2 separate regions of the Homo sapiens genome follow, and region 2 is linked to region 1. The links are chromatin loops, found by intact Hi-C in ENCODE. Cell type or tissue: GM12878. All regions are shown on one strand. Links, peaks and the distances in the headings refer to the core of each region. The heading gives the core; the rest is flanking DNA.

Region 1 (15,835 bases), core at 4,505-9,504:
TGCTGAATTCTAGTGTGGTCTCCGACAGGCTCTATTCAACGTGCGTTTTTCTACTCGCGGTTTTGGTTCTTTGTGGAGGAGGCCAGTGCTGGGCGCCTCTTGTCGGGCATCTTGAAGCCTCGTCCGCGCTGATGTATTTATATTCTTTCCATGGCTCTAACTCAAAATAGTTCCAGGAGATATTGGTTGATTTCTTGGATTTTTTGTTTCTTTCTTTTTGTCTAACAAGTTTAATTTTACTTAAGAACAAAACGGGCCAGGATCCGTGGCTCATGCCTGTCATCCCAGCTTTTTGGGAGGCCAAGGCAGGAAGATCACTTGAGTCTAGGAATTCAAGACCAGTCCGGGCAACACAGCAAGACCCCATCTCTATAAAAAAATAAAAAGTAAAAGAAGGTAAAACAAAAACCAAAAAAAAAAACTCCACAAAACTTAGAAATCTCCCTCTCCTTAGGTGACAGAGTTCCCTTGTGTTAGCTTCACCCAGTATGTGTGAGGGAACCTCGCCCCACCTTATCTAAAGCCTTAGGATAGGGACAAATGGGATTTCCAGATATGTGCCCAAATCAGTGCAAAGGGAAAACCTCTAACCAGTAAGAATGATGGGGATACAGATACCTTATGTGACTTTTCTTTGAAGAAAAAGGTAAAAGGAACAGTTTCACCTATTTCAAGTGCAGTTAAATGTGATCCAGGAAAATGAAGGTGATTCCTGTGCTAGAATGATTTGTCCCTCCCATCTCTGTCCCTTTTCCCACAAATACCTATGTATGTTTTCTGTATATGGGGCTACCACTGAATTTAAAAGGCACTTAGAGAAGTGAAGACTTCCACAAAAGAGGAAATGAAAGAGGGATAAAAATGAACTTCTGATTTCAGCTGAACTCACCCAGATGGCAAAGAGAAAAAAAAAAGGTGACAATTTTGACCTCAGAAAGCAGTATAATAGTAAGAAAAGTCAACTTGAGCTCAACTCCAATTTCCTATTTGACGGCTAAATAAATGTTAAATGACTTTGTAAATATTTTTAAATGAGTGGTTTTGGAGTGGGAGTGGTGAAGAAAAAAGGGAAAAGAGGTTAACTACCACACATAAAACAACCAGTTCATGCAGCCTATGGCCAATTTTTACAGCTGGATTCTTATAAACTGCTTGAAGAATTGGGCGAGAGACGGGTTTATGATGTTACCATGGCAGTCCTGCAGTTTTTTGACAAAATATTGTGACACTAAAGCAGATGTACTGTGGGAGGTAGACATAGTGGTTGCGACAAGTATGAAGGAATTTAAGACCCTCACTAAATATTTCAGCGAAGAATGTCTCACCGAACTGCCACAGGATTTAATTAGCTGTGGAGTAAGAGGTGAAGGGTTAATCCAAGGTCAATGTGGAGGACAAGGAAGCCCCTGACACATGCAGCTATTTGATATTTGCTGAATGCCACATTGCAGTCAATTGGAATAGTAAATTAGCCTAGCAGGAGAAAGAATAGGAACTTAGTTTCTTTAAATCAATTGGATATGATGGTGTTCAATTATTTAATTTCCATATGCGTTTCTCTGAGCTTCTTTCTGTCAATCCAGTAATTTCTTCTGAAGTGTTAAAAGTGCCTGCCAAGCAAGGAAGACGTATACTCCAGCTTTCAAAGTGAGAAACAATTTGATTGAGCTCAATTAAGAACAATTGAATTGTATTTAATAGTGTTTGGTGTCTATATTTGCCTCTTTATACTACTTCAAATGTTTTGTTTTGTTTTGTTTTTCTCATTCACGGAGGAGGGGGGGAGAAAAAGCTGTCGGGCTGACATTTTTTCCTACCCACAGAATTCAGAGCAAGCTTGTTTGCTTGAATAGAACAAACTCCGAAACCCTGTCTAGAATAAAGGAAAATTTCTCAGGCATATTGAGCACCTCAATCATTCGTTAATTGAGTCAACAAATATTCCTTGAGCATCTGTTATGGACCAGGCATTGTGCAACGCACTGTCTTCCCACCAATCAAACATAGAAACCCGATAAGTTGGGATATAAAACAATGGCATCTCTTCAAAGGAAAGCCCTCAGGTGGGCAGAAGGTATTCTCAGTCTACTAACTCAGAGTGATTAAACTGTTGATCACCTCTGTAACAAATCCAAGTTGCAGAGAGGTTAACTGATTTGTCAAAGATAACCAGCTACTTTAGTATGTGCAAATGAAGTAAATAATTTTCTGATTTTTATTCTCTGGTTTAACTACTAGATAGATTTTCCATGGTATTTCTCTAATAAATTATTTGTCTACATACTTACGGTAAGGGCACATTTTGACTTTTTTTCATTTTTTAAGAATTTTGACTGATAGTAAACTCACATACACACTCAAAAGTGAATATTTAGTCTGACTTGAGTGTTGTGAATAAGCAAATATCTTCTATTCCAAATTAATGTGGTCAGGAAGAGAGAAGAAAAATCAACGAACTTTAGCAAACTTACAGAATAGTAAACTCCCAAGAGTCCTCAGTCTTGTTAAGGTGAAAAGAAAACGTGAGCCACCATTTAACCATGTTATCACATTAGGGATCAACCATGCATCCAAGCCAAGTTACACCAAGTACAGTGTTAGCCAAGAAACGCTAGCCTTAGCAGAAAGCACTGGGCAATTCTAACACCACTGATGTCTGCAGAAGTGCTTTCAGGAGCTCCATTCAGCAACAGGCTTAAAGGGAATAATTAAAGATTAGGCCTAAGGCTGGGTGAATGCTACTGCCTTTACCAGCTGCCCTTCAGGGCTGACCTTGGAGCTGAAGCACCTGACAGCTGTGAACCAACGTCAGCAGTTGTGGAAACAAGATACCGCAGTTTCTTTACCCCTACCCCAACAGCTCATGCAATTTGCTCAGTTGAAATCTATTTCCTGAATGCCTACTCTGCAGCAGGCATTGGACTGCCTGCTAGGAATACCGTTCTGGACAAGACAGACAACACACTGTCCTTGTATCATCCAGTAGAATCCATGGTATAGGAGTGTGAGTTAGTGATCCAGATATTTCATTCAATTGACTTTTTAATTATATGGAATTGAGCATCCTTTTGCTCTGGTCCCACTAGAGATCTCTTGTCCTGGAAGATGCAAGGAACAAGGACCTCTTCTTCATGGAGGTCCTTGACTGGAGATGTGCCTGCCTACCCAGCGCCTACATGTGGCAGAATGTCACAGAGGGATGTGGTCAGAGTCCCCAGAGCCTTCTTTGGATTTGCAGTGCCTACATGACTCTCACAGCGCTACTAGGAGCTGTTAAATGCATGCAGCCGATCTGGCAGTGGTAGTTACATTTTACCCACCTTTGATGCTCAGTCCCTCCTTGGGAGCTCTCCTCTTCTGCAAGTGACTCCTGCAGAAACCCAACAACATATGTGTCTGTGTCTGGAAGAAACATTAGGAAGAACAAGACCAGGAACATGGTGCTCAGTTCCATGATATATATTTTCATGAGATTCTTAGTTGGCTGCGTCATAAATGTTCAAACTAAACTAACATAAATTACTCTTATTGCTTCATGAATCTTGATCTTTATAAAGGAAGAGGCTTATTTATAAAGAAAAGAGGCTTATTTGGCTCACAGTTCCGCAGGCTGTACAAGGAGCATGGCACCAGCATCTGCTTCTGGTGAGGGCTGCCGGGAGCTTCCACTCACAGAAGGCGAAGGAGAGTAGGCATCACACAGCAAGAGGAAGAGAGCAAGAGAGAGGAGTACCAGGTTCTTTAGATAACCAAGGAATAGATCTACTTAAACTAGTTGAAGCAAAGCAGCATCAAAACTTCTGCCCAAAGAATGACTATCATTGTTAAATACTGAAACAGGAAAGATTCCCTTGTCCGACTAGCAGGGTATACGACAGGGGAGTGGCTGGCGTCTTCAGCGCCCCGCTGCTCAAATCTCTAGGGGACCACACAGACGGGCAGGCTGTGGGGCTCCGACCCCACGGCCTGTGTCTAGGGGTGAATGTTTACAGCTCCTGAAGCCCCAGTGGGAGTATGTTGCAGGGTGCTCTTTTAGTTTGCCGTCCACAGGCAGCTTGTGTTAGGTCAATTAGACCCTCTACCTTGTCGCAAGGACAGAGGAATTTCTGTATCCTGAGGTTTCTAGCCTTAGTGGACTGGAAGAATCGGATCACACGTGGGCTTGAAGAATGGAGTGAGTGCACAGGTTTTATCGGGGAGTTCTCAGCAGATGGGGGAGCCAGAAGGGAGATGGTTTTCCCCTGGAGTCCGCCACCGGCCCTGGCTCTCCTCAGACTGCCCCGGCAAACTCCACGTCGTTCTGCTGGTCAGTGGCCTATCGGCACGCCAGAGCTGGGGCCAGTGCGTTCCTCCGCCGCGATGTGCTCTTTTGGACCTCCAGCTGCTTCTGTCTCTGTCTTGCTAGGGTCTCGGGTGTTTATAGGCCCAGGATGGGGGCGTGGCAGGTCAGTGTGGTCTTGGAAAATGCAACATTTGGGCGCGAAGGCAGAAGTGCCTGTCCTCACCTAGGTCTGTGGGGGTGGAGCCCTAGCCAGGGGCCACGCCCTTCCTCTACCCAGCACTTCTCTTCCCCCACTTCCCTGTCATTTATAGCGACCACACTCTTCTCTTCCCAGCACTTCCGTATCAATATTACTTAAAGCTAGCTTTGAAAATTAGTTGTTTGTTCCTAGAAAGGGTGAAGGACACCAGCTCAGAAGTATTCCTGTTGAGGACATGTGAGATGTCGATGTCAGTTAATCTGTTCCACTGACCCTCAGATAGCCAGACAATTATCAGAAAATTCTTCCTTTTCACTGGTAGTAGGAAAAACACTTCCATGAACACAACTCTCTTCTTATAAAATCAGATGATTATTTGGATATGCTTAGTATCTTTTAAAACCATAGGTTAATATACAGCATAGAAGAAAAGCAATTTAAGAAAAGGGGGGCTCTGAAACTCCAAAGCCCTTAAGACCTTCTTGAAATCCATGGAAGAAAACAAAGGTGATGTTGAATGTATTTCATATTTGGAAATCAAATAATAAGTAAGGGTTCCCACTAAGGTCTGCTATATTGATAATCACTTAGACTTTTTGTGAGCTAAATCTTCTGTGGTTGCTACAGCAAACATTTATTGAATACCTTCTAAGTATGAGACTCAGTACTAGGATGTTTTAAAGATTATACAATTCTTATTTAAGATGTGATATATAGTGATTAAATCTCATTCACAAAAGTAGGGTTTTAGTTGTGCTTGAGCTTATATGTAAAGGTATGTACATATACATGTATGCGGTTTGTTCTTCCTATTTGCAAATGCCCATATTGGGAGAAAATGCCAGTGCCAGTCAAAGCCAACTGAATTGTTGTGCATTGACACATACTGAGAAAAAAAGGGCACAGCAACAAAAATGTTCTAGTCCCAATCAAGCGATAAACAAAATAAACAAAAGATATTCAAATCAACTTTAAAGAACCTGTTTTTGCTGAGTTTTGGAAGAAACATTAAGACAGTGGCTCAAGTTCCCACTTGAACATGAGTGTTTGTTGTTATTTTTAATGCTAGTTTTAAGGTTGAATTCATTAATGTCATGGTTTTGAATAACTTGAATTTTATTTACCTCTGGGCAGGTGAGCCTCCCTACAAATGACCATGATGTAGAAAACACTTGCACACATAGACATATGTGTCACATGGATGTATAGTACACTTCTTAGGTCAAGTTTTTTTTTTTTTTTTTGAGACGGAGTCTTGCTCTGTCACCAGGCTGGAGTGCAGTGGCACAATCTTGACTCACTGCAACCTCTGCCTCCCAGGTTCAAGCGATTCTCCTGCCTCAGCCTCCCGAGTAGCTGGGACTGTAGGTGTGTGCCACCACACCTGTCTAATTTTTGTATTTTTGGTAGAGACAGGGTTTCACCATGTCGGCCAGGATGGTCTCAATCTCTTGACCTCATGATCTGCCTGCCTCAGCCTCCCAAAGTACTGGGATTACAGGCATGAGCCACTGCGCCCAGCCAAGATTTTTTCAGTTCGCATGAGAGGGAGGCCTTTGGGGAGACAGGTGGATACTGAGCTCTTCTTGGTAACAGGAAAGCCATTAGAATAGGAAGCAGTGAATCAGGTGAAGAATCAGAGTGAGGAAGGAGCCAGTGAAGCTGCAGTGGGTCAGAAGCATAGTCACAGGGAGGTTGGGCGTTATCTCAGTGCATTTGCTATAAAGGAACACCTGAGGAATGGGTCATTTATAAAGAAAAGAGGCTTAGTTGGCTCACAGTTCTGCAGGCTGTACAAAAAGCAAGGTGGCAACATCTGCTTCTGGTGAGGGCTGCAGGGAGCTTCCATTCACAACAGAAGATGAAGGAGAGCAGGCATCACTTAGCAAGAGGAAGGGAGCAAGAGAGAGAGGGGAGAGGTACCAGGCCCTTTCAAACAACCAACTCTCAGGTAAGCAAATAGAGCAAAAACTCCTGCATTACCACAAGTGGATACCAAGCCATTCATGAGGGATCCGCCCCCGTGACCCAAACACCTCTCACCAGGCCCCACCTCCAACAAGGGATCAAATTTCAACACGAGATTTGGAGGAGACAAATATTCAAAGTAATCAGGAACTCTGGCAGAACTTCAAATGCCGAGAGTGGAATTTTGAGGTTAAAATTAATGGCCATGATAGTTACTAGAAGCTTTTGAAATATGAGTGGGTTTAATTATTTGACTGAGTTGATGTCAATAGCCTGAGATAGTAACAATGATGATTGTGTGCTGTTGCTGTTCTTCAGCCCTTCGCACTAAGGAAAGTTCTTCGAAGCCCACAGCCAGCTTGCAGGTGGAGAGGGCAGATAAAAAGAAAATGGTCATGAACATAAGCATGATTCTGCCGTTTTCTATGGCTCTGGACAGACCAGTTGCCTGAGATACCTCCAAAATTCATTTAGAAAGATGTGACAAGAAGGTTTCAGTGTTAGAACGTTGACGTCTAAGTTATTTATGGCAGAGTCCCAGCTGCCGCCAGAATTCCCCTTCTTAAAATAACCAACAGGTGGGTGACCTGGTCTTGAAGAACATTGTATCAGAGTATGCATGGGATACAATACTGCCTTCTTTCTTTTCTTGCTTAGGTAGTACTACCTTTAGCTAGTAATAAGACCCCTTGAATTTTGGAATTCAGGTATCAGAAAAAAGCTGCTAGCTCAGTGCCTTTTATATACACATAGGTATTTAATACATGTTTTTGCTTATCGATTGGTAAAAACTCCTAAAGATAGGTGCATGCTTGTGTGTGTGTAATGATTTTTAGAGATTATGGGTTTGGAACTGTCTTTGTTCTATTTAGATCAATATGATCATCCATTTATCTTGCTCTTCTTGTTTTTTATTGACTTTTTTCCTGTAATGTATGTACCAAAAGTATTTGCTGTTGCATCTTCTTAAGAGAATGCAAACATGACCGTGTTTCCTTTCTCTCAGAAAAAATGACAATTCATTTTCCAGAAATCATTTAAATTAAAATTGATGTTCTTTGGACATTAAAAAAAGGGGTGGGGCAGCATGAATTTTTTTCTTCTTGTAGTTTGACTGCTCACTGGCAAGAGGAGAAAGCCAGTCCTGAAGCCTGGGGTTGCTAGACTGGCCACCTTTCCCTCCTGTCTTTCAGCATGCCCTTTTAAGAGCAGGAAACATGAAAGGGTTTGGCTCAGACCCCAATTCCACTAAAGGCGTTATCCAATTGGCACTGAGGTCTGTCTCTGGCCTTGGTGGCTTCCCTGATGGCTGTAGCATTTGTTCCACAGCAATGACATTCAAATCCCGAGAGATGCATGAAAACACAAAAATAATGTGTGGTGAGGAAACAAGTCTCCTAACTGGTTCTTCAACAATCCTCCTTTGTGTCAAACCCAGATTGCATTTGGTTGGATGCAGGGACAATGCTAGGCCATGAAGAAAACAGAGATCAAAGGAGATGGGATTTCCAGAGGCTAGGAACAGAGGCCCTCCAAGCAAGAGAGGCACTCACAAAGTCAGTGAAGCTGTGGTGGTAATCTTGGTTGTAGGTGAGGAACCAGAACAGACCCCAAGAGTGGCAAGGGTCATTCTGGAAATGTACAGCTTAAAGAACACAGCTAAAATCTAGGGTAGATAGCAAGGTGAAACAGAGAGCCCATGAGCCTTGGAATCAGAAAATCAGAATTCTGGTCTTAGTCTGTCTCCAAGCAACTGTGAGTTCTTGGCCAGATAGTTTATCCCATCTGAGCCTCAATTTCCTCGTCTCTGAAGTGTAGGGTTTGGATTAAATGACCTCTTAAGTGCCTTTAATTTTTTATAATTATATGCCTGAGAGAAGTTGTCATTGTAATTTGGCCCTATTGGGGTTATGTTTTTTAAAGCTTGATAACAAGGAAAGTTTGCATGACAAAGTATACTTATCTGATTTAGAATTATTATTTCCTTTAATGTTTTCACATTACCCCCTTGGCGAGGTTCATTAAATTTGCCATGTGCAATGGATCTAAGGATTCTGATCCTGATACAATAAGATGTCTATTGAGCATCTCAGGTTGGTTATCAGCCCATTCTTCATTGCCTGTGGGTGACAACACAGAACACATGTTTATCATTCATCTGACCAGGATCCTTGCATCAGATTTTCAAGAAAGTTACAGGAGCAGCCATGGTCAGTGATAAAGAAATTGTTTCACTGAAAAATAGATAGGCAATGAGACATCCTTTGGACAGAACCAAGCAAAACTGGATTTTTGGACCTTAGATTTAGAATATAATCCCTCAGCTTGAAAGGGTTAATATAGGCCTTAGAAAGCATGTTGATATACATTTTTAAATTGATAAAGACCACCAAATTCTCCTCTTCTGGAGGAAGGTGAAGCTCAGAAAAGTTGAGTGAATTCTCCAGAGAAATATAGCTGGTTAAGGCAGGACTGAGGCTCAGTCTAGGTTATTCCACTCTCTATTCAACACTTTCTCTCTTTTCCCCATCAGTTTTTTTTTTTGTTTGTTTGTTTGTTTTTTGATGGAGTCTCACTATGTCACCCAGGCTGGAGTGCAGTGGCACAATTTCAGCTCACTGCAACCCCTGCCTCCCAGGTTCAAGTGATTCTCCAGCCTCAGCCTCCCAAGTAGCTGGGACTACAGGCTCTCTCCACCACGCCAGGCTAATTTTTTGTATTTTTAGTACAGATGGGGTTGCACCATGTTGGTCAGGCTGGTCTCAAACTCCTGACCTCAAGTGATCCACTCACCTCGGCCTCCCAAAGTGCTGGAATTACAGGCGCAAGGCACTGTGCCTGGTCCCCCATCAGTTTCTTCTTAACTGAACCAGCCATATTGGAATATTGGAAGCTGGAAGACATCAGTCTCCTAAGTGGTGGCATCAAAACCTGCACAGCTGAGGGGACCTGGGCAAAATGGTCAAATAGGAACAGCTCTGGTCTGAAGCTCCCAGCAAGATTAATACAGAAGGCAGGTGATTTCTGCATTTCCAACTGAGGTACCTGGTTCATCTCATTGGGACTTGTTAGACAGTGGGTGCAGCCCATGGAGGGCAAGCCAAAGGGGGGTGGGGTGTTACCTCACCCAGGAAGTGCAAGGGGTTGGGGAACTCCCTCCCCTAGCCAGGGGAAACCATGAGGGCCTGTGCTGTGAGGAATGGTGCATTTGAGCCCAGATACTATGCTTTTCCCATGGTCTTCATAACCCACAGATCAGGAGATTCCCCTGGGTGCCTGCACCACCAGGGTCCTGCGTTTCAAGCACAAAACTGGGCAGCTGTTTGGGTGGACACTGAGCTAGCTGCATGAATTTTTTTCATACCTCAGTGGTCCCTGCAACACCAGCAAGACAGAACTGTTCACTCCCCTGGAAAGGGGGCTGAAACCAGGGAGCCAAGTGGTCTAGCTCAGCAGATCCCACGCTCATGGAGCCCAGAAAGTTAAGATCCACTGGCTTGAAATTCTTGCTGCCAGCACAGCAGTCTGAAGTTGACCTGGGATGCTCGAGCTTGGTGGGGGAGGGGTGTCCGCCATTACTGAGGGTTGAGTAGGCAGTTTTCCTCTCACAGTGTGAACAAAGCTGCTGGGATGTTCGAACAGGGTGGAGCACACCACAGCTTGGCAAAGCCAAAGTCACTGTAGCCAGACTGCCCCTCTAGATTCCTCCTCTCTGGGCAGGGCATCTCTGAAAGAAAGGCAGCAGCCCCAATCAGGGACATATAGATAAAACTCCCATCTCCCTGGGACAGAGCACCTGGTGGGAGGGGCAGCTGTGGGCGCAGCTTCAGCAGACTTAAATGTTTCTGCCTGCCAGCTCTGAATAGAGCAGCAGATCTCCCAGCACAGTGCTCAAGCTCTGCTAAGGGACAGACTGCCTCCTCAAGTGGGTCCCTGACCCCTGTGCCTCCTGACTGGTAGACACCTCCCAGCAGGGGTTGACAGACACCTCATACAGGAGAGCTTGGGCTGGCATCTGGCAGGTGCCCCCTGGGATGAAGCTTCTACAGGAAGGAACAGGCAGCAGTCTTTGCTGTTCTGCAGCCTCTGCCAGTGATTTCCAGGCAAACAGGGTCTGGAGTGGACCTCCAGCACACTCAAGCGGACCTGCAGCAGAGGGCTCTGACTGTTAGAAGGAAAACTAACAAACAGAAAGGAATAGTATCAACATGAACAAAAAGGACGTCCACTCAGAGACCCCATCCGAATGTCACCAGCATCAAAGACCAAAGGTAGATAAATCCACAAAGATGGGGTGAAACTAGCGCAAAAAGGCTGAAAATTCCAAAAACCAGAATGCCTCTTCTCCTCCAAAGGATCACAACTCCTCGCCAGCAAGGGAACAAAACTGGACGGAGAGTGAGTTTGATGAATTGACAGAAGTAGGCTTCAGAAGGTGGATAATAACCAACTCCTCCAAGCTAAAGGAGCATGTTCTAACCCAATGCAAGGAAGCTAAGAACCTTGAGAAAAGGTTATACAAATTGCTAACTAGAATAGCCAGTTTAGAGAGGAACATACCTGACCTGATGGAGCTGAAAAACATAGCATGAGAACTTTGTGAAGCATACACAAGTATCAATAGCCAAATCGATCAAGCAGAAAAAAAGATATAAGAGATTGAAGATCAACTTAATGAAATAAAGCATGAAGACAATATTAGAGAAAAAAGAATGAAAAGGAATGAACAAAGCCTCCAAGAAATATGGAAATATGTGAAAAGACCAAATCTACGTTTGCCTAGTGTACCTGAAAGTGATGGGGAGAATGCAACCAAGTTGGAAAACACTCTTCAGGATATTATCCAGGAGAACTTCCCCAATCTAGCAAGACAGGCCAACATTCAAATTCAGGAAATACAGAGAACACCACAAAGATACTCCTTGAGAAGAACAACCCCAAGACACATAATCTTCAGATTCACCAGGGTTGAAATGAAGGAAAAAATGTTAAGGGCAGCCAGAGAGAAAGGTCAGGTTACCCACAAAAGGAAGCCCATCAGACTAACAGCAGATTTCTCTGTAGAAATCCTACAAGCCAGAAGAGATTGGGGGCCAATATTCAACATTCTTAAAGAAAAGAATTGTCAATCCACAATTTCATATCCAGCCAAACTAAGCTTCATAAGCAAAGGAGAAATAAAGTCCTTTACAGACAAGCAAATGTTGAGAGATTTTGTCACCACCAGGCCTGCCTTACAAGAGCTCCTGAAGGAAGCACTAAATATGGAAAGGAAAAACCGGTACTAGCCACTGCCAAAACATGACAAATTGTAAAGACCATCAACACTATGAAGAAACTGCATTAACTAATGGGCAAAATAACCAGCTAGCCTCATAATGACAGGATCAAATTCACACATAACAATATTATCCTTAAATATAAATGGCTTAAATGCCCCAATTAAAAGACACAGACTGGCAAATTGGATAAAGAGTCAAGACCTGTTGGTGTGCTGTATTCAGGAGACACATTTCACATGCAAAGACATATACAGGCTCAAAATAAAGGGATAGAGGAATATTTACCAAGCAAATGGAAAGCAAAAAAAAAAAAAAAAAAAAGCATGGGTTGCAATCCTAGTCTCTGATAAAAGAGACTTTAAACCAACAAAGTTCAAAAAGACAAAGAAAAGCATTACATAATGGAAAAGGAATCAATGCAACAAGAAGAGGTAACTATCCTAAATATATAGGCATCCAATACAGGAGCACCCAGATTCATAAACCAAGTTCTTCGAGACCTACAAAGAGACTTAGACTCCCACACAATAATAGTGGGAGACTTTAACACCCCACTGTCAATATTAGGCAGATCAACGAGACAGAAAATTAAAAAGGACATTCAGGACTTGAACTCAGCTCTGGACTAAGCGGACCTAATAGGCATCTACAGAACTCTCCACCCCAAATCAACAGAATATACATTTTTCTCAGCACCACATCACACTTATTTTAAGACTGACCACATAATTGGAAGTAAAACACTCCTCAGCAAATGCAAAAGAATGGAAATTATAAAAACAGTCTCTCAGACCACAGTGCAATCAAATTAGAACTCAGGATTAAGAAACTCACTAAAACCACACAACTACATGGAAATTGAACAACCTGCTCCTGAATGACTACTGGGTAAATAACGAAATTAAGGCAGAAATAAATAAGTCCTTTGAAATCAATGAGAACAAAGACACAACATACCAGAATCTCTGGGACACAGCTAAAGCAGAGTTTAGAGGGAAATTTATAGCACTAAGTGCCCACGGGAGAAAGTGGGAAAGATCTAAAATCAACACTCTAACATCACAATTAAAAGAACTAGGCAAACAAATTCAAAAGTTTCAGAAGACAAGAAATAACTAAGATCAGAGCAGAAGTGAAGGAGATAGAGACATGAAAAACCCTTCAAAAATTAATGAATCCAGGAGCTGTTTTTTTGAAAAAATTAACAAAATAAATAGACAGCTAGCCAGACTAGAAGAAAAGAGAGAAGAATCAAATAGACACAATAAAAAATGATAAAGGGGATATCACCACTGATCCCACAGAAATACAAACTACCATCAGAGAATACTATAAACACCTCTATGCAAATAAACTACAAAATCTAGAAGAAATGGATAAATTGCTGGACACATACACGCTCCCAAGACTAAACCAGGAAGAAGTCGAATCCCTGAATAGACCAATAACAAGTTCTGAAATTGAGGCAGTAATTAATAGCCTACCAACCAAAAAAAGTCCAGGACCAGACAGATTCACAGCCGAATTCTACCAGAGGTACAAAGAGGAGCTGGTACCATTCCTTCTGAAAGTATTCCACACAATAGAAAAAGAGGCACTCCTCCCTAACTCATTTTATGAGGCCAGCAACATGCTGATACCAAAACCTGGCAGAGACACAACAAAAAAAAGAAAATTTCAAGCCAACGTCCCTGATGAACATAGATGTGAAAATCCTCAATAAAATACTGGCAAACCAAATCCAGCAGCACATCAAAAAGCTTATCCACTACAATCAAGTCAGCTTCATCCCTAGGGTGCAAGGCTGGTTCAACATATGCAAATCAATAAATGTAATCCATCACATAAACAGAACCAATCACAAAAACCATATGATTATCTCAATAGATGCAGAAAAGGCCTTTGATAAAATTCAACACCCCTTCATGCTAAAAACTGTCAATAAACTAGGAATTGATGGAACATATCTCAAAATAATAAGAGCTATTTATGACAAACCCAAAGCCAATATCATACTGAGTGGGCAAAAGCTGGAAGTAGTCCCTTTAAAAACTGGCACAAGACAAGGATGCCCCCTCTCACCACTCGTATTCTGCATAGTATTGGAAATTCTGGCCAGGGCAATCAGGCAAGAGAAGGAAATAAAGGGTATTCAAATAGGTAGAGAGGAAGTCAAATTGTTTCTGTTTGCAGATGACGTGATTGTATATTTAGAAAACTCCATCTTCTCAGCCCAAAATCTCCTTAAGCTGATAAGCAACTTCAGCAAAGTCTCAGGATAGAAAATCAATGTGCAAAAATCATAAGCATTGCTATACACCAATAACAGACAAACAGAGAGCCAAATCATGAGTGAATTCCCATTCACAATTGCTACAAAGAGAATAAAATACCTAGGAATCAAACTTACAAGGGATGTGAAGGACCTCTTCAAAGAGAACTACAAACCACTGCTCAACAAAGTAAGAGAGGGCACAAACAAATGGAAAAACATTTCGTACTCATGGATAGGAAGAAACAATATCATGAAAATGGCCATACTGCCTAAAGTAATTTATAGATTCAATGCTATCCCTATCAAGCTACCATTAACTTTCTTCACAGAGTTAGAAAAAACTACTTTAAATTTCATATGGAACCAGAAAAGAGCTCGTATAGCAAAGACAATCCTAAGCAAAAAGAACAAAGTGGAGGCATCACGCTACCTGACTTCAAACTATACTACAAGGCTACAGTAACCAAAACAGCTTGGTACTGGTACCAAAACAGATATATAGAACAATGGAACAGAACAGAGGCCTCAGAAATAATGCCCACATCTACAACCATCTGATCTTTGACAAACCTGACCAAAACAAGCAATGAGGAAAGGATTCCCTATTTAATAAATGGTGTTGGGAAAACTGGCTAGCCATATGCAGAAAACTGAAAGTGGACCCCTTCCTTATACCTTATACAAAAATTAACTCAAGGCGGATTAAAGACTTAAATGTAAGACATAAACCATAAAATCCCTGGAAGAAAACCTAGGTAATACCATTCAGGACATAGGCATGGGCAAAGACTTCATGACTAAAACACCAAAAGCAAGGGCAACAGAAGCCAAAATTGACAAATGGGACCTAATTAAACTAAATAGCTTCTGCACAGCAAAAGAAACTATCATCAGAGTGAACAGGCAACCTACAGAATGGGAGTAAATTTTTCAATCTGTCCATCTGACAAAGGGCTAGTATCCACAATCTACAAGAAACTTAAACAAATTTATAAGAAAAATCAAACAACCCCATCAAAAAGTGGGTGAAGGATATGAACAGACACTCCTCAAAAGACATTTATGTGGCCAACAAACATATGAAAAAAAAGGTCATCATCACTGGTCATTAGAAAAATGCAAATTAAAACCACAATGAGATACCATCTCACACCAGTTAGAATGGTGATCATTAAAAAGTCAGGAAACAACAGATGCTGGAGAGGATGTGGAGAAATAGGAATGCTTTTACACTGTTCTAGGGAGTGTAAATTAGTTCAACCATTGTGGAAGACAGTGTGACGATTCTTCAAGGATCTAGAACCAGAAATACCATCAGACCCGGCAATCCCATTGCTGGGTATATACCCAAAGAATTATAAATCATTCTACTCTAAAGACACATGTACACATATGTTTATTGCAGCACTGTTCACAATGGCAAAGACTTAGAACCGACCCAAATGCCCATCAGTGATAGACTGGAAAAAGAAAATGTAGCACATATACACCATGGAATACTATGCAGCCATAAAGAAGGATGAGTTCATTTCCTTTGCAGGGACATGGATGAAGCTGGAAACCATCATTCTCAGCAAACTAACACAGGAACAGAAAACCAAACACTGCATGTTCTCACTCATAAGTGGGAGTTGAACAATGAGAACATATGGACGCAGGGAGGGGAATATCACATACCAGGGCCTGTCAGGGAGTGGGGAGCTAGGGTAGGGATAGCATTAGGAGAAATATCTAAGGTAGATGATGGGTTGATGGGTGCAGCAAACCACCATGGCACGTAACATGTAACAAACCTGCAGGTTCTGCACATGTGTCCTAGAATTTAAACT
Region 2 (15,835 bases), core at 6,954-11,953, 280 kb after region 1:
GGCATGAGAGATATTCTTTATCGTATTTTCTTAGTTTGCTAGTTTTATTTTGATTTTTCTAATTTCTCTTGTGACTTTCTGTTTGACCCCTGGGCTGTTCAGAATTGTATTGATAACTTTCTAAATATTTGGAGGTTTTTCAGGTATCTTTCTGCTATTTCTAGTTTAATTTTGTTGTGTTCAGGGAACATACTTTCTATGTCCTCTTAACTTTTTTGAACTGCATACTTTGTTTTAAAATTTAAGTAGCCAATAGGCACTGTACCTAGTGCTCCTTGAATATGCATACCCTAGAGATGCCATGGGTTTAGTTCTAGACCACTGCAGTAAAGCAAATACTGCAATAAAGCAGGTTACGTGAATTTTTTTTATTTCCCAGTGCATATCAAAGTTATGTTTACATTATACTGTAATCCGTGTAAGTGTGCAGATGAGCATTGGCTTTCATAGCATTATGTCTAATAAAACAATGAGAATACCTTAATTTAAAAAATATTGCCAAAAATGTGAATGATCATCTGAGTCTTTATCCAGTCATAATCTTTTTGCTGGTAGAGGGTCTTGCCTCGATGCAGATTGCTGCTGACTGATCAGGGTACTGGTGGCTAAAGGTTGGGTGGCTGTTGCTGTGTCCAGAATTGGTGGGTTCTTGGTCTCACTGACTTCAAGAATGAAGCTGCGGACCCTCACGGTGAGTGTTACAGTTCTTAAAGGCATGTGTCCACAGTTTGTTCCTTCTGATGTTCGGATGTGTTCGGAGTTTCTGCCTTCTGGTGGGTTCGTGGTCTCGCTGGCTCAGGAGTGAAGCTGCAGACCTTCGTGGTGAGTGTTACAGCTCATAAAGGCAGTGTGGACCCAAGAGTGAGCAGCAGCAGGATTTGTTGCAAAGAGTGAAAGAACAAAGCTTCCACAGCGTAGAAGGGGACCCGAGCGGGTTGCCACTGCTGGCTCGGGCAGCCTGCTTTTATTCTCTTATCTGGCCCCACCCACATCCTGCTGATTGGTAGAGCTGAGGGGTGTGTTTTGACAGGGCGCTGATTGGTGCGTTTACAATCGCTGAGCTAGACACAAAGGTTCTCCACGTCCCCACCAGATTAGCTAGATACAGAGTGTGGACACAAAGGTTCTCGAAGGCCCCACCAGAGTAGCTAGATACAGAGTGTCAATTGGTGCATTCACAAACCCTGAGCTAGACACAGGGTGCTGATTGGTGTGTTTACAAACCTTGGGCTAGATAAAGAGTGCCTATTGGTATATTTACAATCCCTGAGCTAGACATAAAGTTTCTCCAAGGCCCCACCAGAGTAGCTAGATACAGAGTGTCAATTGGTGCATTCACAAACCCTGAGCTAGACACAGGGTGCTGATTGGTGTGTTTACAAACCTTGAGCTAGATACAGAGTGCCGATTGGTGTATTTACAATCCCTGAGCTAGACATAAAGATTCTCCGCGTCCCCACCAGACTCAGGAGCCCAGCTGGCTTCACCCAGTAGATCCTGCACCAGGACTGCAGGTGGAGCTGCCTGCCAGTCCCGTGCACTGCGCCCGCACTCTTCAGCCCTTGGGTGGTCAATGGGACTGGGCGCCATGGAGCAGGGGGCGGCGCTCATCGGGGAGGCTTGGGCTGCGCAGGAGCCCACGGAGGGGGTGGGAGGCTCAGGCATGGCGGGCTGCAGGTCCCGAGCCCTGCCCCGCAGGAAGGCAGCTAATGCCCGGCGAGAAATCGAGCGCAGCGCTGGTGGGCTGGCACTGCTGGGGGACCCAGTACACCCTCTGCAGCCGCTGGCCTGGGTGCTAAGCCCCTCATTGCCCGGGGCCAGCAGGGCCGGCCGGCTGCTCCGAGTGCGGGGCCCGCCAAGCCCACGCCCACCCGGAGCTCCAGCTGGCCTGCAAGCGCCGCGCGCACCCCCGGTTCCCGCTCGCGCCTCTCCCTCCACACCTCCCTGCAAGCTGAGGGAGCCGGCTCTGGCCTTGGCCAGCCCAGAAAGGGGCTCCCACAGTGCAGCGGTGGGCTGAAGGGCTCCTCAGGTGCCGCCAAAGTGGGAGCCCAGGCAGAGGAGGCGCCGAGAGGGAGCGAGGGCTCTCAGGACTGCCAGCATGCTGTCACCTCTCATTGCCATTTCTTTTTATTTTTTATTTTTATTTTTACTTTTTTTTGAGACAGACTCTCGCTCTGTCGCCCAGGCTGGAGTGCAGCGGCGCGATCTTGGCTTACTGCAAGCTCCGCCTCCCAGGTTCACGCCATTCTCCTGCCTCAGCCTCCCGAGTACCTGGGACTACAGGCGCCTGCCACCACGCCCGGCTAATTTTTTAAATTTTTTTAAATTTTTTGTTAGTAGAGACGGGATTTCACCATGTTAGCCAGGATGGTCTCAATCTCCTGACCTCGTGTTCCGCCCGCCTCAGCCTCCCAAAGTGCTGGGATTACAGGCGTGAGCCACAGGGCCCGGCCGCCATTTCTTAAAGCAGTGAAGTTTGCCACCTTGACTTTTACTTTCATGAAAGATTTCTCTGTAGCATAGGATGGTGTTTGATAGCATTTCACCCAGAGTAAAACTTCTTTCAAAATTGGAGTCAGTCCTCTCAAAGTCTGCCACTGCTTTATCAATTGTGTTTATGTAGTACTCTAAATCCTTTGTTGTCATTTCAGCAGCGTTTACAGCATCTTCACCAGAAATAGATTTCATCTCAAGAAACCACTTTCTTTGCTCGTCCATAGAAGCATCTCCTTATCCATTCAAGCCTTATCGTGAGATTGCAGCAATTCAGTCACATCTTCAAGCTCCACTTTAGTTCTGCTTCTCTTGCTGTTTCCACCACATCTGCGGGGACTTCCTCCACTGAAGTCTTGAATCCCTCAAAGTCATCCTTGAGGACTGGAATCTGCTTCTTCCAAACTCCTGTTAATGTTGCCATTTTGACCTCCTCTCATCAATCATGAATGCTTTTAATGGCATTTAGAATAGTGAATCCTTTCAAGAAGGCTTTCAATTTGCTTTGCCCAGCTCCATCAGAGGAATCACTGTCTATGACAGCTATCACCTTATGAAATGAATTTCTTAAATAGTAAGCCTTGAAAGTAAAAATTACTCCTTGATCCGTGGGCTGAAAAATGGACATTGTATTACCAGGCATGAAAACAACATTCATCTTCTTATACATCTCCATCAGAGCTCTTGAATGACAAGGTTTATTCAATGAGCAGTGATATTTTAAAAGAAATCTATTTTTTCTGAGTAGTCACTCTCAATATTGGGCTTAAAATATTCAGTAAACCATGCTATAAACAGATGTGCTGTCATCCAGGCTTTGTTGTTCCATCTGTACAGCACAGGCAGAGTAGATTTAGCATGATTCTTAAGGGTCTTATGGATTTTCAGAATAGTAGATGAGCGTTTGCTTCAACTTAAAGCCACCAGCTGTATTAGCCCTTAGCAAGAGAGTCAGCCTGTCCTTTGAAGCTTTGAAGCCAGGCATTGACTTCTCTCTAGTATGAAAGCCCTGGATGGCATCTTCTTCCAATAGAAGGCTGGTTTATCTACATAGAAAATCTGTTGTTTTCTGTAGCCACCTTCCTCAGTTATCTTAGCAAAATCTTCTGGATAACTTGCTGCAGCTTCTACATTAACACCTGCTGCTTCACCTTGCCCTTTTATGTCATGGAGATGGCCTCTTTCCTTAAATCTCTTGAGCCAACCTCTGCTAGCTGTCAGCCTTTCTTCTGCAGCTTCCTCACTTGTTTCAGCCTTCATAGCATTGAAGAGAGTTAGGGCCTTTCTCTGGGTTAGGCTTTGGCTTAAGGGATGTTGTGGCTGGTTTCATCTTCTGTCCAAACCACTAAAATTTTCTTCATATCAGCAATAAGACTGTTGTGCTTTTTTGTCGTTCAGGTGTTTCCTGGAGTAGCACTTTTAATTTCCTTCAATAACTTTGCCTTTGCATTCACAACTTGGCTTACTGGCTGGTACAAGCATCCTAGCCTTCAGCCTATCTCAGCTTTCAACACGCCTTCTTCAGTAAGCTTAATCATTTCTAGCTTTTGGCTTAAAGCTAGAGACATGCAACTCTTCCTTTCACTTGAACACTTAGAGGCCCTTGTAGGCTTATTAACTGGCATAATTTTAACATTGTTGTGTCTTGGGTAATAGGCAGGTCCAAGGAGAGGCAGAGAGACGGGAATGGCCAGTTGATGGAGCAGTGAGAACACACACACAACATTTATTAAGTTTACTGTGTTACATGGGCACAATTAATGCAGCCCCAAAATAATTACAACAGTAAAAACAAAGATCACTGATCAAAGATCACCATGACAGATATAATAATAATGCAAAAGTTTGAAGTATTGCAAGAATTAGAAAAAATATGTCACACACCAGAAGTGAGTGCATATGTTTGGAGAAATGGTGCCAAGACAGACTTGCTCCATGCAGAGTTGCCACAAACCCTTAATGCAAAAAGCACAGTATCTGCGAAGCTCAACAAAGCAAGGTATACCTGTATTCATTTTCTTTTGCTGCGTAACAAATTCCTACAAACTTAGCAGTTGACACAGTACTTACTGTCTTGTGGTTCTGTAGGTCAGAAGCCTGACACAGGACCTGGCTATAATGATGATGTCAGCAGGTCTGTCTTCTGGAGGCTCCAGGGGAAATTCTGTTTTCCTGCTTATTCAGGTTACTGGCAGAATTTAGTCCTGTAGCTGTAGTCATCATGTTCTTGTGAGCTGTCAGCTGAAGTCCATTCCCAGCTTTTAGAGGCTACCATGTTCTTTGGACGGGAGCTCTCTTTCTCCGTCTTGAAAGCCAGCAATGGCAGGTCAGGTCTCATTTCCTGTCTCTCTCCTGCCTCTTCAGTTGTTCAATACCTCTGACTTCAGCCCTAAGAGATTCTCCATTGTTATGGGATTGTGTAATTAAATTTGAAAGAGTCCTGCAGTAACCGAGGATAATCTCCCCATCTCAAAATACGTAACCATATCACATTTGCAGCGTCCCCTTTGCCACATTCAGAAACATTTACAGGTTCCAGAGGTTGGGGTGTGGCCATTTTATAGGGCCATTATTTCACCCACCATGCTGCCATATTGGACAGTACAACTTTACACTGTATTATCTTTTAAACGGTGAAATTTTGAAGTGATAAAATTCTTAAAGTTCTTTTTATAATTTTATTATTGTCATTTTCAGAGCTCTTCATTTATATGTATAGATCCACATTTAAGTTTTAACATTTCAGTATAGGCCTGAAGACAACGAATTCTCTCAGCTTTTGTTTTTCTGAAAAAAATCTTGCTATGGCCTTCATTTTTGAAAGCTAAATTATTTCTCAATATGAAATTCTGGGTTGGACAATTTTTTTTTCTTTCAGTAGTGTAAAAATATCACACCATGGTTTCCGTTGAGAAGTCTGCTTTAATTTTTATCTTTTATTCTCTGTGTGTAATGTTTTTCTACCCTCTGGCTGCTTTCAGGATTTTCTCTTTATCTTTGGTTTTCAGCAGTTTGAATATATTGTCTAAATTCTTTTTCTCCCTTTTCTTCTTTTTCTCAGTATTTTTTTTATTCTTTATGCTTATTCTTTCGTATCATATTCTTAATCATCCTAGTTATGGGTTATTTAGGCTTTTTGGATGTATGGTTTGTTGTTTTCATTATTTGGGGAAAATTCTTGGCCATTATTTTTTTCATGTATTTCTACTACCCTGTTTATTCTTCCTTTTCCTGCCGGTTCCTTGTGCTTATGGCGGGGACTGGGACTCTGGGGGCTTTTCTCAGTGCTAGTGCCCCTGCTCAGCTTGCAGCCTCCTGCGCCATAGGCTGGGGGAGTCCCTGCCCACCTCCTCACCGCCCCCCTAGCAGTGGGCTGCTGCTGCTTCCCCCACAGGGCTGGGCTTCTGGATGGGGTGGGGAGGGGAGGGTTGCTCCATCTCCTGGTCCAGCCTCAGTCTTGGCGGTCCCTGTGTTTCCAGCCCCTCCCCCATGGCAAGGGACTGAAATTTTATTGGTGTGGGATTTTGGTCTCAGGACAGTTTCCTGCCTCCCCTGGGGTAGAGGGTGTCCTCCTCTGTTCTTCTCCCGGCTGCAGGGTGTTTCTGTCTGTCCCTGTGGTGACATCTGCTGCCCTTTCCCTATCAGCTTAAAGCCCAAGGCTTTGCTCAGGGGGAGGAAGCTCTCAGGGAGAGTTGGCTTCATGCCTGTCCACTCTGCTTACACGCTTGGGGCACTTCTCTGGCCTCGTCCTGCCCCTCATGTGAGCACCTGGTGCGGGCCCATGTTAAAGAGCCTGTAAGTGAGTGTGGACTCCCTCAGCCCATCCTAATTCAAAGGCAGAAGATACACATGTAAACAGGCAAACAGGGCATTCTAGATTATGACTGTAAAGAAGGGTGGGGTGGGCAGGACAGGGACACCGACCTTAGGTAGAGTGGAGGAACAGCCCAGAGGTAACACTGGTGCGGTGAGTTGAAGGTTGAAAATGACCCTGTCATCTTGAGAGTTGGGTGTAGGGAGGGCTTTTCATGCTGAGGAGATGGCAAGTACAAATCCCAGGGGCAGCAACGAGATGGGGCAGTTCGAGGAGGAGAAAGTTTACCGCAGGCTGAAGCGGAGTGAGTCAGGGGAAATGGTGTAGAGGGAGGTTGGAGAGTTGTGAGTCAGATGTCCCTGCAGTCTTTTGGCCATGTTAAGATGCTTGAATTACATTGCATGAGGAATGGGAAGAACTTGGTGATGATCTGAATGTAGCTTCCTTTTGCTTGCTAAGTGAATTCCAGTCTCTTCTGCTTTGTGTTCAAGGCCTAGAGTAACCTGGTTGTAGAATACCTTTTCCATCCTATCTCCCACTCTACTAATAGATGAACAGCAAGGTTGGCTTCCTGCTCTTAGGTGAGTCTTATGCATTTTCCTGCTCACCTTGTCATGCTGTTCCCTAACTGGAAAGGACTTGTCCCTCTCTGCCTGTCTCTGTAGGCTTTAGTCAGATGTGCTGCTGCCACGAAACTTCTCCCAGGCATTTCCTTACCTCCATCTTCACCAGTTGTTCCCACATCTATGTGGTAGCTTCTTGAGTATACCTGTTTATCACACATTATTTGTTTAATTTGTTTAATTAATTTTTAAATTTGTTTTATTTAATTAATTTTTCTGTCTTGTATCTTTATTCTGGTTCTCTCTGCCAACTTTCACTACCTGTTTATAAACACACTCAACCCTCCCATATCCTAAAGAAGACTTCCCTTGCCCTCCTTTCCCCTGACTCTGACGTCTTGTCTTTCTCTTTTACTTTACAGCCATATCCCCAGGAGAGCGCCTGTATTTGCGGGCCCTGCGCGTCCTCATGCCCTCCTTCACTCCTTACTGGTATATGATAGGGTTTTTACCTCCAGAACCCCGCTGACACTGCTTTCAGAGATAATGATGTCTTCCTAGTCCCAGTGACCACCAAGCCCAGGGACCTCTTGTTAATTTTCATCTGTGTATCTGAATGTGATATTCAACACTATTGGCCACATCTTCCTTTTTAAAAGTTTCTAAACCCCCACTTCCTGGCTGTTCCACTATCACATGTTTTGTCTCATCTTTCTGATTTCCCCTTGTTTCTTTTTGTTTCTAGCTCACCCCTAAGTGTAGGGATTACCCATCCTTCTCATGTCAGACCTCCCCTCTCCACAGCATATTCTCTTTGGCTTATCATTTATGTCCTTTTACAAAAACAGCTCTCACCGCATATTCCCAGATCTGTGCCTCTAGCCCAGACCTCTCTCTAGAGGGAAAAAAAAAGAATGTGCACGTACACTTAATGTATCATAATTTTCATATTGCTGTGTAATCTTTGTAATTATTTTAAATGGATGTATAATGTTATGTTAAGTGGCTGTGCCATAATTAGCCTAACCATTTCCTATTGAAAATTTCTTGTCCTGAATTTCCAGCTACAGTTTACAATTCTGTGCATGTATATTGAGTTTGAGATTGATGCCTGAGTTCAGGGTAGCATTTTAACTCTTGCACAAACTACTGAAAAAAGCCTTCTGAATGGCCTCCTGGTCTGATCTCTTGACCTTCTGGCCGAGCATGATCTCAATTGTTAGAAAACAGGTACTACTTATGTTCCTAAGGCCCAAAAGAGATCTGAAGTTTTTCAGCTGACATGTCTCTGAGTAAATCTGAAAAGAGATTTATTTGGAGGTTCACCTTCAATCAAGACAGGATTTTAAGCACACTCTGAGCTGTGGTTTATCATCCCTACTACTTACCATAAGAATATGCTTTACCACACTTTATTGGCAACTAAGATGCACTCTTGAGCCTTTTAATCTGTTTGCTTTTAATCTGTTACTCTCTAGAAGTAATCCTGAAAAACAGCTGACAGTGATATTTCAAACTCGTTGGTGCTCTTCTTCAAAGAAACATAGAAGCCCTAATAAATAGATTTGTGCCTTGGAAAATAAAGTGTCAGTGACTTCACATAGAACACAGGAATCTTAACTTATACTTCCCCAACTATTCTTTTTTTTTTTTTTTTTTTTTTTTTTTAACAAAGTGGCCCCTGTGGTCTTTCTAAGCTGTTCTTGACTCCCTAACTGATGAAGAGTGCTGGCTTTCCTTTCGAAGCCCAGGTCAGTGGTCTGACAGGGGCAGTGCTGCTGATTTTGGTCCCTCTCCTGAGTGTGCTTTGTATCTGTTATATGAAGTCGTGTTTGGATTTTTGATGTGTTGATACCTCAGAGTTTCTGCTTGATTTTCAGTCATTACCGGTAGCACACTGACAAGTGGGAGAATACAGTTTTCAGTGGCTGCCTGACTCCTATTTTGAATCTTTCTCTTCCCTTCCCAATCTGACTGTAAGTTCTCCCTGTGTAAGGAGAGAGGGTTGTGTTTCAATGCTGGTGTACACCAAGTATGTCTAAACTTAGTAATGGTAAAAACAAACATGCAAAATGACAACATTTCTGGAATCAGGGTGGTGAATAGAAGCCAGTGTACTTCCTCTGAGGCAGAGGCTCGCGGGGGGTGCTGGTTGGTGGGGTTGGTGGGGAGTGATCACATTGCATAAGCTCCATGTGAATCCTTGGGCTGCCTTCTACTGCTTGGTCTTTCTCTTTGTGTCCTCTAATGTATTTTATATTTAATTCACCTTAACAACAAATTGCCTTTAAAATGATGGAAAAGCACAAGTGCTAATGGTGAACAGCTGTCTCCTCCTTCTCTTCATACCAATTTTATTTCTGCTTTGAAGCACTATGGTCTATGCATCCTCTTGACTATGTTGTAGATATAGCCACAAGGTTTGATGATTGTGCTCTTTTCTATAGATAAGAGGACAAGAGAAAATAACTCCAGTCACTCTTTAATAGATAGATTTAAAATTAATCAAGATGAGGGTAAGTTTAAAAAACTATTCCAGGTATTTCATTATCTGAAAACCCAAGGGTCTGCTGCCTTCCACTCTAGGGCCTTGGTTCTCGAGAGAAGGTATTTGTCTATAATTCCTAGCCTGATGGTTTAGCTGCCCACTCTGAGCTGTTCAGCCCCAGATCTTGAGAATCAAGGGGTGGAGAGTGAAAAATGTATGGAGAGGCAGGCACCTTGCTTTCACTTCCACCTCTAAAATGATAGTGCAGTATTCTTCTCACATATGCCTGCCATCGTCCTTCTGTTTGCATCTCTCACATCCCCTCCACTAGCCTCTCCCCTCCTTACAATAAAAAAAAAAGTCCTTGAATTTAGACTGATCCAAGGTCCAGGGTCATCTCACTACCTCCTCCCCTCCCAAGCACCAGTGGTAGAGTGGGCTTTATCCCTTGAACAAGGACAGTGAACCTGTTAAAGAAAGAAGATCCAACAAAATCCAGAAGAATGAACACAACTCAAAAAAGACTGTCAGGAGTATGTTCTCAGCTGAGTGCTGAGTGAGATCACCATTCCCCATGATCTCAGGCAGTAGAAGAGCCTTGAGAATGTGGAAGACAGGCCCAAATTCTGCCTTAAAGGAAATATTACTCCAGAAACACAAGTGTTTTTAAGTGCAGAACTAAAGATCATAAATGTATTTAAGCAAGAGTTCAAACTTAATATGAGACAATAAAATGAGATGAAATGGGAAATATGGAACTAAGGGAATAAAATGAGAACAAAATACTATCAGTCCAAAACTAATGAATAAATATGAAACAGTAAAGAATTTAATGGTGTGACAATTCAGTTGTCAACATAAGAGAAAAGCTTTAGAAAATTGTAGAGAAAACAAAAGGTAAAAACCTTTTCCCTAAATAAAAGAACTTTATTCCAAAAAAAGTTGACCAGAAAACGTATATGAAGATATCATAGAAGAAAAGTTTTCTGAGGTGTAAACCAAATTGCCAGAAAACAAGGGAGTATGCAAAGTTTTGAAGGGAATAGCACCAGTCAAGTGTTAAAATTAAATAGATAACTAAGTATAAACAACGATACAGATAAAATGTAAGTGTTATAAGCTTTGACAAATGAGAGAGGAGGTCATCTATATGTAAAATCAAAACGTGTAGTTCAAAAGTTCCATTTAACATATGTGTTTTTCCAATTCTTAACTCCCAGTAGATTTATAGAAAATAGTTTCTCTTATAAAGAAATATGGATCTTAAGTTTAGCAATTCCTTTATCTTAACTTCAATGTCATTTTCTTTTAAGTACAAGGTTACAGTTTTTGTTGTTGTTGTTTAAATCACATACAGTATTTCTGGGTTGAAATTTTGCATTTTTCTTTGGAGTATAAGACATTATTTAATTTTGAATAACATAACTTTATCTAAAAATAAAAGTTTATCTTAAAATGTTTGTGAAGCAGAGCAAAACAGGCATACCTACCCTGTCCAAGACTCTGGTTGAATAGGTCCTGGATGGGGCCTGACATGGGTAGATTATTTTTAAGTCCATGGTGTTTCAGCTCTGCTAGCTTCTCATCCAAGTGGTTTCTCATCTCTGTTTTTGTATTTATTTTAATAGCCTCCTGGCTTTCACCTTTATGATACCCACATCTAGCTTTTGGAAGTGGATAGAGAGACTACTCAGCCCAGGTTGATGAGCATCATTTTTCACTTTGCCTACTTGCCTGATAGAGTTAATGAGAGTCAAAAAGTGCATCACTGACTTTCTTACATTCATCTTAATAAGGGAAAACCAGTGGGAAAACATCATTTCATGAGTGAGTGGATTGGAGAATAAAAAAATGTTTGTTCAACATTTTGTAAAAGTGAATAATACTGATACTTTTTTCTATTGTTCTTTAGCTCAAATATTTTAGTTATGAGACCCCCTTTTGTTTTTTTTTTTATTATGGTGGGTAAATATATCTTTAATGGAATAGTATGCATTTTTTTCATTAAACTATGATATGAGAGCATATAAACTGATGTCACAATATTACTAGAATATTTCTAATGTAAATTTTATTCTCAATAAGTAGTTATTACAGTGTAGACATTTTGGTCTAATATGAATTTCAAATATGTACGTTGCAACAGCTATTTGAAAATAGTGGAGAATTAAGTAGTTGGCTTTCTACAAATAGAGTAATATACGATTGAATATTTTTTGTTCATATGCCCAACAATCCAACAAATGGAAACCAAAGTAAATCATGGCAAGTAATTATTGCTCAAAAATACAGTAGTTGATAGATTGTGGGCACTGTCACTTAAATACTGATTTATTTCCAACACAACTAGAAATTAAGGTGATTTCATTTCTCTTGCAATAAGTTTTACCTTCTTTCTGCCTATCTCCCTACCTGCCTACCTGCCCTACCTATTGCTAATGACAAAGAAACATAGCCATTGAATATTTTGTTGAGTTAAAGTGGTGATTTTTTTTAAACCAAGGCCCATTACAACCTTATGACTTTTTAATTTTGTTGGTAAGAAACCACAAATAAGTGGATTATTTTAGTTTCATAATTTTCTGTTCATTGATATAATTGCTACATCAGCAATACTTCATGGCTGTCCTGACTATGGTCTGCTCTAGAAATTATATTAGCAGCCCCTTTTCTCCTGAAAATATCAGTTTTGCATACTTAGAAATTTGCTGAAAAGTTTGTTTTAAAAGAACCTTAATGAGATAAGACAGTCAAATACTCAGCATTAAAGGGTTGAATTTTCTTCTTTTTGGCCAGCCTTCTCAGACTGTTGTGTAGACAGAGTCCTCAGGTATTGCTACCAAGCCAATCTAGGTCCATTTGTCTGCACACAATGAAAAGCCAAACACTGAATCACTGGATTTTTATAGAGAGAAAGATTAATGGCAAGGCAGCCATGCAGGAGATGGGCTCAATTCTGTCTTCCCTTACCAGCTTAAAGCAGTATATAAAAGGAGGAGATGCTGGAGGAGGAGTTTTGGGGTTGGTTAATGATTGTTGGAAAGGGAGGGGAGGTTTGGAAAGTCCCTTGAGCAGGCACAGTTGTCTCTTCGTGCTTCCTCATGGGTTGCCTTTGCAAATTCGGAGGGAGTTGGTGTGAAACCTGTGGTGAAAATACTGGCTTTGATATCAGAAAGTCCCTCATCTGGCAAGAAGTCTATTCTGTGCAGATCCCAATCAGCCATACCAGTTCCAACCAGCTTCAACCAGTCAACCAGTTTTGTTACAAGCAGAGGGAGTTCTAACAAGCTGTTTCTTTATCTGCAGTGCTGTAAGACAAGCTCAAAACTTCTTGTTAGTTACCAGTTTCTTTAACCCCATGGAGCACTGTTTAAGTATGATAGTGAAAAGGGGAAAGATAATTCAGTTTTGAAAGATCTAGTTCCAGGATGTTGATTATTCAAGAAAGGAACATAAGCATTCTAGAAATGCACACTTAGGTCTTTGAATGAGTGTTTCAATAGATTTTGATTGGCATCATTGTTCAATTTCCGGAATGCAGAAGTGCAATTTTATTTAAAAAATAGACTTTCCTTAAATACTTTCTTCACTTGTCATAATGTCCTTATGATAGTAATCTTAATTTTCAAAAAATTATAGTTGGTGTATGTACAATGTTACCAATTGTTTGTTGTTGTTGTTGTTTTTTCCAGAAATCTTACAGGCTGGTGTTAAAGGAACTTCGGAATCCCTTAAAGGTGTGAAACGCAAAAAGATCGTAGCTGAGAATCACCTGAAAAAAATACCAAAATCCCCACTGAGAAATCCTCTTCAGGCAAAACATAAACAAAATACAGAAGAGTCATCTTTCGCCGTTCTTCATAGTGCTTCGGAGTCTCACAAGAAACAGAATTATATTCCTGTAAAAAATGGGAAGCAGTTTACCAAACAAAATGGAGAAACACCTGGAATAATTGCTGAAGCCTCAAAATCTGAAGAATCTGTCTCCCCAAAGAAGCCCTTGTTTCTGCAGCAACCATCTGAACTGCGTAGATGGAGATCCGAAGGCGCTGATCCTGCCAAATTCAGTGACCTCGATGAACAATGTGACTCAAGTTCCTTGTCAAGTAAAACCAGGACTGACAATAGCGAATGCATCTCTTCTCATTGTGGCACTACGTCCCCCTCCTATACAAACACTGCATTCGATGTCTTACTGAAAGCAATGGAGCCAGAACTGAGCACCTTGTCACAAAAGGGCTCACCTTGTGCAATTAAGACAGAAAAACTGAGGCCAAATAAAACTGCACGTTCCCCTCCCAAATTAAAAAACAGTTCAATGGATGCCCCAAATCAGACTTCACAGGAATTGGTTGCTGAATCACAGTCTTCTTGTACCTCATACACAGTCCATATGTCTGCTGCTCAGAAGAATGAGCAAGGGGCAATGCAGTCAGCTTCTCATTTGTATCATCAACATGAACACTTTGTTCCCAAATCCAACCAACATAATCAACAGCTTCCGGGGTGTTCAGGTTTCACAGGATCACTGACAAATCTGCAAAATCAAGAGAATGCCAAACTTGAACAGGTTTATAATATAGCAGTGACATCATCTGTAGGCCTAACTTCACCTTCCAGTAGATCTCAGGTTACTCCTCAAAACCAGCAAATGGATTCTGCTTCACCTTTGTCAATAAGTCCGGCTAATTCTACACAGTCGCCCCCCATGCCAATCTATAATTCAACTCATGTTGCCTCTGTTGTTAATCAAAGCGTAGAGCAAATGTGCAATCTTCTTCTGAAAGATCAGAAGCCAAAAAAACAAGGAAAATATATTTGTGAGTATTGCAATAGAGCATGTGCAAAGCCTAGTGTGCTTTTAAAGCATATCCGCTCCCACACTGGAGAGCGACCCTATCCCTGTGTGACTTGTGGATTTTCATTTAAGACTAAAAGTAATCTGTATAAGCACAAGAAATCCCACGCACATACTATCAAACTGGGTCTTGTCTTGCAACCAGATGCTGGTGGCTTGTTCTTGTCCCACGAGTCCCCCAAAGCACTTAGTATTCATTCAGACGTAGAAGACAGTGGGGAGAGCGAGGAGGAAGGCGCCACTGATGAGAGACAGCATGACCTGGGCGCCATGGAGCTGCAGCCTGTGCACATAATAAAGAGGATGTCAAATGCTGAAACTTTACTAAAATCAAGCTTCACTCCAAGCAGTCCAGAAAATGTGATAGGTGACTTTTTGCTACAGGACAGATCTGCAGAATCACAAGCTGTGACAGAGTTACCGAAAGTTGTGGTCCACCATGTCACTGTGTCCCCCTTAAGAACTGACAGTCCAAAGGCCATGGATCCCAAGCCTGAACTTTCTAGTGCACAAAAGCAGAAGGACCTTCAGGTGACAAACGTACAGCCACTTTCAGCCAACATGTCCCAGGGTGGAGTCTCCAGGTTGGAGACTAATGAGAATTCCCACCAGAAAGGCGACATGAATCCACTGGAAGGAAAGCAAGACTCTCACGTAGGAACGGTACACGCCCAGCTACAAAGGCAGCAGGCTACCGATTACTCCCAAGAGCAGCAAGGAAAGCTCCTGAGTCCTCGAAGTTTAGGAAGTACGGATTCTGGTTACTTTTCACGTTCTGAAAGTGCCGATCAAACAGTGAGTCCACCAACTCCCTTTGCCAGAAGGTTACCCAGCACAGAACAAGACTCTGGAAGGAGTAACGGACCCTCTGCAGCTCTTGTCACCACGTCAACACCCTCTGCTTTGCCCACAGGGGAAAAGGCATTGCTTTTACCAGGTCAGATGCGCCCACCTTTGGCCACAAAAACACTTGAGGAGCGGATATCGAAGCTTATCTCAGACAATGAAGCTTTGGTAGATGACAAGCAACTGGATAGTGTGAAGCCGCGGAGAACCTCACTGTCAAGACGAGGAAGCATTGATTCCCCCAAATCATACATATTTAAAGATTCTTTCCAGTTTGATTTAAAACCAGTGGGACGGAGAACAAGTTCAAGCTCTGATATACCGAAGTCACCTTTCACCCCTACTGAAAAATCAAAGCAAGTGTTTCTTCTGTCTGTACCTTCACTTGACTGTTTACCTATCACAAGAAGTAATTCCATGCCGACCACAGGTTATTCAGCAGTACCTGCAAATATAATACCTCCTCCTCATCCACTAAGAGGAAGTCAGTCATTTGATGACAAAATTGGCGCTTTCTATGATGATGTCTTTGTATCGGGACCTAACGCTCCTGTGCCCCAGAGTGGGCATCCCCGTACACTTGTGAGACAAGCAGCCATAGAAGACTCTTCAGCAAATGAAAGTCATGTTCTTGGTACTGGACAGTCCCTGGATGAGAGCCACCAAGGATGCCATGCTGCTGGTGAAGCCATGTCAGTGAGGAGCAAGGCACTGGCACAAGGCCCACATATAGAAAAAAAGAAGTCTCATCAAGGGCGAGGGACAATGTTTGA

What was found. Peaks named below come from ENCODE experiments on the same cell type or tissue, not always from the same donor. Only the 100,000 strongest peaks of a DNase experiment are listed, where the experiment ranks them.
Region 2: a loop joins it to region 1, with 6 times the contacts of the local background. A loop is called at or near these places in 1 of 110 quality-filtered maps.

The regions. Positions count from the first base shown.
Region 1 is chr6:11,827,494-11,843,328 of GRCh38, forward strand. No RefSeq gene overlaps it. Among named protein-coding and RNA genes, the nearest start is that of ADTRP, 57 kb to the left of the region's middle. RefSeq lists silencers at 6,339-6,568, 6,416-6,606, 10,654-10,836 and an enhancer at 6,829-7,128. In GM12878, for the core only: no CTCF peak of the experiment used is centred there; DNase peaks (open chromatin) are centred at 6,498 and 6,858; H3K4me3 peaks cover 746 bases; H3K27ac peaks cover 4,391 bases.
Region 2 is chr6:12,106,840-12,122,674 of GRCh38, forward strand. It overlaps HIVEP1 (HIVEP zinc finger 1), which reads left to right. Exons shown (of 9, transcript NM_002114.4): 4 at 13,051-15,835. Among named protein-coding and RNA genes, the nearest start is that of HIVEP1, 100 kb to the left of the region's middle. RefSeq lists enhancers at 7,491-7,540, 12,250-12,299, 12,317-12,611, 12,330-12,439, 12,450-12,559. In GM12878, for the core only: no CTCF peak of the experiment used is centred there; DNase peaks (open chromatin) are centred at 7,519, 8,912 and 9,648; H3K4me3 peaks cover 2,328 bases; H3K27ac peaks cover 4,674 bases.